Linked DNA regions of Homo sapiens: region 1 is linked to region 2. A link is a contact called in ENCODE Hi-C or POLR2A ChIA-PET data. All regions are on one chromosome and are shown on one strand. The core of a region is the stretch at or near the end of the contact, and the rest is flanking DNA. Distances in the headings are between cores, read along the strand shown. Region 1 overlaps ARHGEF28 (Rho guanine nucleotide exchange factor 28). Region 2 overlaps ARHGEF28 (Rho guanine nucleotide exchange factor 28).

The links. Hi-C counts contacts between places; a loop is a spot of excess contacts on that map. ChIA-PET counts read pairs that join two places held with the same protein, here RNA polymerase II (POLR2A). Pooled maps may share reads with other maps.
Region 1: a loop to region 2 is called in a map of GM12878, with 2.4 times the contacts of the local background. The contact joins two enhancer-like sites. A Hi-C loop is called at or near these places in 5 of 168 maps with a recorded cell type or tissue (CD8-positive, alpha-beta T cell, GM12878, PC-9 and 2 more), 21 of 37 single-sample maps with no recorded cell type and 10 of 50 pooled maps. POLR2A ChIA-PET finds 5 or more read pairs at or near these places in 7 of 52 experiments (A549, GM12878, H1 and 4 more).

The regions. Positions count from the first base shown.
Region 1 is chr5:73,652,177-73,656,018 of GRCh38, forward strand. The region is part of intron 1 of ARHGEF28 (Rho guanine nucleotide exchange factor 28); the gene reads left to right. Among named protein-coding and RNA genes, the nearest start is that of ARHGEF28, 28 kb to the left of the region's middle. Within about 2 kb of position 2,060, at least 6 of the 41 ENCODE cell types and tissues checked have a DNase peak (open chromatin) inside an H3K27ac peak, as active enhancers do.
Region 2 is chr5:73,691,935-73,695,392 of GRCh38, forward strand. All of the region lies in intron 2 of ARHGEF28 (Rho guanine nucleotide exchange factor 28), which reads left to right. Among named protein-coding and RNA genes, the nearest start is that of ARHGEF28, 67 kb to the left of the region's middle. RefSeq lists an enhancer at 1,548-2,172. Within about 2 kb of position 1,782, at least 7 of the 41 ENCODE cell types and tissues checked have a DNase peak (open chromatin) inside an H3K27ac peak, as active enhancers do.

The DNA.
Region 1 (3,842 bases), core at 810-3,309, 39 kb before region 2:
TTCCCTCACGAAGCTTATTATCTAGTTGAGAAGGTCACACTAGTGGAAAGTAAATAATTAGAGAAGTTAGTCAAGTCATATAATGGCAACTAAAAGTCTGATGAGGAGTTTAGAACTAGCAGAAAATTCTTACTGCTATAGACTCATCAGAGAGGGCTTCATGGAGGAAGTGAAGTGAGGCAGGTTTTAGGATTTAGCTATTCATAGAGAGAGAGGGTCTGTGGGATTTTGGGCAGGAGCACCAGCATGAGCAAAGGAGCAGGAGTGGGAATGAGTGTGGGACATGAGAGGGCACGGTATGCACATTTGGGGGAGCAGAAGGAAATAGCATTAGGGGCTAGGCAGGGTGGGGCCACATTCAGGAGGGCTGGAAGCCAAACAGTTGAGAAGCATAATAAGAAATAAAGAGTCTTTGTAGGTTTATGAGTGACATGAGGAAAGTGGTTGAACTGGAAATTCAAAGGTGGTGTCAGAAATATTGCTCCGAAAAGGTCATTTATAAGTACACAGATATTTGGCAGTAATAATATGTTATACATCTGGAATCCTTTAAAGCTTCCACAGATCTCACTTAATCCTTGTATGTCCAGGAGTGGCCAATGATTATTATCCCCAATTTACAGATGGGGAAACTGAGCTTTCAAGTGGTTGAGTGACCTCTCAGTATCACACAGTTAGAAAACGGGCAGATGGAGGAACCCAAATCTCCTCATTCCTGGACCATTGGTTTTTCAGTGATGCCTCAGGGTGCAAGGGACACATCTTCCATTGTTAAGGGAACTACTTCTTGGAAAGAAAGATGCCGTCAGTGTGTAGTTAATGTGTATCAGGTACTTTACATACATTTGGCATCATCAGCCTAATGGTCTTGTAGCTGTTGGTCAATAGCTCTATTTTACAGATAAGGAAACTGAGGCTTAAGGAGGTTAAACAACTTGCCCAGCGCCACACATCCAGTTAGAGGCAGAGTGAGGGGCCCTGCTCCAAGTGTGCATGACTGTTTCTTGCCTTGGTTCTTCCCACACCTGACACTTGGGCACACTGCAGCTACTTCTACTTCTTGCTTTGCTCAGCGATGTGAGGGGTTGATTTTCAGGTTACATATACAAAATTAAATTATTTTGGAATGAGTTCAAAGCAAGTGTCTTGGCTGAATATTACACCGTATTTTATGGAGGTGTCTGTATATCGAGTATATTGAGTGAATATTAGTAATTTCAAGAAACTAATTAGGAAAAGCAGAAGTTTGATCTCTGGTAGGAGTTTGAGGATATATGCTTATGCTTCTTCTAAGGCTCTCTTAACTTCGGGATGGAGATTCCTGTCCTCAGTGCAGCATGCAAGGTGCCTAGTGAGGAGACCCTTGCTTATGTCTCTCGTCTCAGCTTCTGCCTCCTTGTGTCTTGCACATAGCTACATGGAAGGAATATCAACTCCTGCACAGAGTTTCACATGTTCTCTGTGCTCCATGCATGTGCTGGAAGGTGCTGAAATGTGCCTCCTCTCTATAGCCCCTATCTGTCCTTCCCTTTAGCCTAGCTAACTGTGTTCATCCATCAAAACTAAGCACAACATCCAGTCTCCTCTGGGCTTCCCCTACAGCTCCTTTCCAGCCCTTGGACCAGGTTTGGCATTCCTGCCCTCTGTTCCCCCCCGTCATGGCACTTCTACTCTGTGTTTTCCAGGAAGATAGCACAGAGGTGGAAGTGTATATGTGGTATGCAGGGATACTCAATCGGCCACCCTGGGTAGAATGAGTTTGCATAGAAAAGGTGTATGAAAGAAAGGGGCCTCAGTCATAGAGTGCTTCAGCCATTTTGGGTGCAAACAACATAAATAGACTTTTTGGTGTCTAAATATCACCCTAACTTCTCTCCTTAAGTTAGGGTGCTTAAGTTATTATCTGCTTAAGAGTGGACCCCTGCTTAAGCATCCTAGTCATGTACCAGCCCCTGGCTGCACTGGGGCAGGGAGAGGGACAATGAAATCCCATTGGCTTCTGTAAGGACAATGGGATCCTACTTCCTGTCAGTGCTATTCACAATGGGGGATTTCCCCAGAAGGGAGATCCAGGTGCTAGCAGAAAAAAGGGAAGGATGCCAGACAACCAGAACCCCATAAATGTCTGCTCTGGAGAAACCAGGAAGGAAGCATGGCCTGAGGCACTCGAGGGGCTCTCAACACCAGCCTCAAATGGCAGGTACAGGGAGAGGCCTTTCCTCTCTAGGAGCCACTGAGAGATTGGCAGTAGGGGAGTGGGCTAGGCACCCAGAGCAGCATTTTTAGAAGCTGAATCTTTAGTCGTGGGCCTCATGGCCTGGAGAGAGCTGGGGCTGAAAGTCTGAAAGTGGGGGGACCAGTCAGGAGATTAGTGTCTGTGTGCAGTAAACACGGAACCAGAAATCTGGAATTCACCATGAGTCATTAGCAGATGGGGATTAGAACTCATTGACCTTGGGGAAGTCATCAGACTTTTCTTGCCTCAGGTGAACACAGTGGCATAATTATGCTGGCCCACCCAGTGAAATGCTGCCAGAATGAACTCAGTCATCTCTTTCATCCAGATACAGATTCATCATGGTGTCAGGTTTAGCTCATTGCTTGTTTCTACCCCTTGTGTGTCTGATCATTTTCTAGTTACCACTCCTTTTTTTTCTGAAATGAAAAGTCAAGGCATGTGAAAACCTGACGTTCACAGTAATCTAAGCACATCCTTGCTCTGTCAGGGAGAGATTCTGCCTCCAGATGGTGCATTCATCTGGTCTTTGGCATGTTCTGAGCCAGGATTTAGACAAAATGAAAGGTTGTTTGAATACTAATGTAAAATCTCATTGGGCAAGGAAAACTGTCTATTTGGATTATGAATAGAATCTGTACAGTGGCCTATTCACTTCAATGTTAATTGTCACCATTTAGTGGAGCTGGACAGCATTTAGAAAATGAGGAATAACGCCTTCAACAAAGCTCTTTTCATGGACAGCTTTTACAATGTGCTCAATTCTATGGCTCTTGAACAAAAGTCCATATTTTCTCCTTGGGTTTGTCATGCTCTGAGCTTGCACAACAACTAGGAGTTTGGCCTAACTATGGTTCACAGGTCAACATGTTTAACCTTTATGTGGAGACTTACAAGAGTGACAGCTTCTTGGTAGTTTTTAATGATTTTTGACCTGTTTAATATTGTGTTTTATCTTGAGAAATTATTTCTACATATCCTTACATTGGAACTGTACTTCACAGAGACCTTTAACACATTATCTCCTTTTATCTGCATAGGCCCATGCAAGAGAACTCCTGGTATCTTAGTCTAATTTCCAGTGGGGTTTGTAAGAAGAGGGTTAAAATTGCTCTGTCCTTAACACTAAGAATAGAATTTCATTGTCCCTTTATTTGAGTAGCTCATAGTATTTTATACACACTAATTCATTAACCCTCAACAAAGTTCTGTGTGTAGGCAGTGGAAAATATTCTTTTCCCTGTGGCAGTATTTACACATTGAGAAACCAAGTCACGAGGCACAGCAGGGTTGGGCTGGTCCACAGGGAGCCAGGGGTAATTTGGGCCGCCCAGTTCTTAGTCTAGCCCTCTTCCTTGACCATTAGAAAACCTGAACATGTTTTTCTTTGGAAAATAATCATGATTTCCAAAGAAAATAGCCCTGAAGGCCAAATTCTACCCGGAGAACTGAACTGTAAAAGGGAAGAGTTTGGGGGCGGTTTTCTCACAAAATGGTTGATGTGGTTTCATTTTCTTATGTTGTCACTAAGTGTTTTGTCTGCTGTAGCCAGGAACCAGATGGTCAACATGGCAGTATGTTTTTGTTTCTAAGAACCAGTTTTTGA
Region 2 (3,458 bases), core at 532-3,031:
ATTGCTGGATGAAGGGCATACATATTTTAAATTTTAGTGGATTGCTTTGCAAATGAGATCTAATAGTTGACATTTTATTCAGCAACTTTCAGAAATATTTAATGTCTATTTCTTTAGCTTTAATAACTGATAATTATGTAGCTGGGGATTATGTTCTCATTTTCATTGTGCAAAGAAAGGAGGGATGTTAAATTTTGTATGTTGATTAAGTTGGTGAAGGGTTAGAAGTGTCCTTTATTTCTCCCATTTCTCAAATTCTGACTAATATGAGCATCTATTAGTCAGAATTTGACTAATCCGTGGAGATTTTTTTTAACATCTGCAGAGGGTGCATGTGTGAGACTGTGTGTGTGGGCTCTTGCTCCCTTCCACCCTTCTGAGGTGCTGTGCAGACATGTTAATCATAGCCACTGACTGAGAAGAGTGTAATCACTTTTTTCTCTGGAGGCTGCAAATTGTATAACCATTTGGGCAGTGGGAGTTTTTTGCTTCAGTAGCTTGTTTCCAGCTGGATCTAAGATACTTCGCTATTCCCTTAGCATTTTATGTTTATATTATTCTTTTATTCTGAGTCACTGTCTCCTGCTGTGTTTGGTCCCAAGAATGTTGGTTGCTGCTGGGCTCATTGTGGGTGTTGAAGGTATAATCTGATGTCTAGAGGTAGTGGGGGAAACTCTATCCTATTCAGCCTTTTCTAATTTCTGGATGTTGGTATAGCTTCCATGAATACTTGGTGGAGCATGCTCCCCTTGGTCCCAGCCTTCTGCAGGGAGGGCCGGAGGACAGGGCCCAAGTTGTCTGGATGGACTCTTCCCCAGCTCAGGGAAGCAGCTTCTTATTGAGGTAGTAAGTGACTTGGTGGCTTTGTTCTGGGGTCACCCAGCAGGGGCCTTCTTCCGGATCCCTGCAGATTCCCTGTGGCTTTTGGGTCCTGTGGAAGGAAATCCTGTCCTCCAGACACTGCCCTTCTCTCTTGGTGGCCCTCCATCCCCCAGTGGGCTACCTATGACTGGCCTCATGCCCATCAACTCGAAATATTAGTCTATGAGGGCATCTTGGGGACCTTTGCCTGGGCACCCTCACTTTGCTGATGAGGAGATTAGTCTCCAAGAGGGAGATTGACTGGCTTGACTAAGTTAACTCAGCTGGTTTGACACTCTGGATTTTAAAATGCTCTATTAGAAGTCATAAGAATAATTTTTTTTGACTCAGAAAATTTGTTAGTGGCAGATCCCACAATAAGCCTGGGGTTTTCCGACCTTCACTGGTAACGACCTTCCCCACTGCTCTGCCACATCTCCATTTCCTCATTGACCAAGTACTCAAAGGCACCATTTTATCCTTTCCTGTCCTGCAACTGCCTTTGAGCTTTCTGACATGAATGGGGCTCCTTCATGGACCTTAAATTAAAGGGTCTCTCTTTTCTTTTATCTCACTAGAGGATGCTGCTGGTAACTATGTCTAGGCAAGCCCTGACCTTCTGAAGCTCATTTGCTCACAAGAAGCCAGACCTATTAATTGATGGTCATTTGCTCCATTCAGTTCTTCCCAGCTCAAAATAATAGAAATTTTCATTAGCTCAGGTGTCAGAGGGTGGTAGGTAAGGGTGTCTTTCAAAACAGGTTAGTACAGCTAAGTCTAGCTTAGCCAATGGAATCGGGCAGGGCTTTTGCCTGAATGCAACTTCTAGATCACGTGTTTACTTTGTGCAAATTTGTTTTTAGCGAATTATATTAACTTTACTTGTGTCTTTATTTAAAACACAGCAGCATGTGCATCTCAGAGGATTGCCACCTGCTGGGGTGTTTCTGCCATTGTCAGTTAATCTGTGCTCCCTGAAGTTGGTTTTCTTTGCTGGCTTTTGTTTTCTACTAACTTAACTTGACCTTTTCCTATCCTCTCTGAATGGCCTTGCTTTTATCTCTTTGCCTTGTCTCCTGTTTTCCTTCTGAGGGGGCAAACAAATTCCAAAGCAGCAGTTCTAGCCATAGAGCAAAGAGAGGACCATGGTAACTGTTTTACCCAGCCTGGCCAGCAGCCACGAGATGTCAGTTCCTGGGAAGTCTGAAGCTCCTTAGCTGCTGCAGGAGATTGCTTGGTAGTTCTGGCAGGAGCAGAGAGGAAAAGCTTCTCAGACTTTAGCAAAACCTTTGACTTACAAACATTTTACAAATCCTCCATTAGCTTCATCCCATTTCACATTTTGAAAGAAACAGTTCCCTCTTCTCTCAATACAATGCCACTTTATGGTGCCCCCTCCTACTGTCACAACTGAGATGATAAGCTTCTGGGGAAAGGCCCAAAGGTGAATATACAACTACAGAAGACCACAGGAAGAGTCAGCCTAGCACCCAGCTTTGAAGAAATTTCTTAGTGGGTGTGAGTTTCAGGTCCGTGGGTAAGTAAGTGCCAAGTGTGCTTAAAGTCTGATGCTGCCTCACTTCCTGTATTTCAGTGACAGCTCCCACAATTTGGGTGGTGTGCAGCCTGTATTTTTAATAAAGAACTTGAAGTAGCCGATATTTTTGTTCTGTTTGAGTTTTTAAAATGTTTTACCATCTAAGTAAGGATTTTAGGCATGATGGAAATGGGTTAGAGTTTTCTCTGGGAGAAGCCTCAGTAAAAGAAATAACGTGATCCAGGTAAAATGTTTTATTTCCATATTCCAGAAAGGCAGCCCTTATAGAAGATGTGATTTAGCTATACTACCTTCTCAGCAGTTCCTCCTGCTTACACCTGAGGAGGGTGTGCATGTTTTAAATAAGTGTCTCTAGCTCTTGCCTTCTTTTCCTCTCCATATCTTGATGCTGTTACTTTTATCAAAACGGATCTTATGAAGGTCACTAAGTTTGCTCTTGCTTAATCTAAGGTGTTTATTTTCTCAAGTCCCCATTTAGTGCCATGCACTGTAAGAGCAGAGAGTGAGAAACAAGGTCTCACGTCCCTGCTCTCGCAGAATGCACTTGGGAGTAGGAGACAGAAAGTAAGTAGGTAAACGAATAAACAAATAAGAATTTCAGATGGTAGTATGGGTTAGGACAATACAAGGCTATGACATGGCAGAGAATTGTGTGTGTGTGTCATTAGTCTCTCTGGGATCTCCTGGAGAGCAGTCTAGTAGAGGGATCAGAAAGCACGAAGGCCCTGGAGTGGAAATGAACTTTTTGTATTTGAGGGACAACAAAAGGCCAGCATGGCCCTTGCATTGTGAGGGAGGGGAGAGGAGAGGAGACAGGTCAGAGAGGTGGGAGGGGCCAGGTCATGCCCATAGGTTGGTGGGGGAGTTGCATGATTTGATTTATGTTTAAAAAGTGTACTTTCAATGTTCGTGAACTCTGCTGGTTCTTTTTCAAGTTATCTCTTTGTCTATTGTGCTTTCCTCTCCTCTGTTGTGTGGGTGTTCCCCAGGGCCCTCTGCTTTCCCCTCTTTTTCTCGCGAGCTCATCTATTCTTGTTAT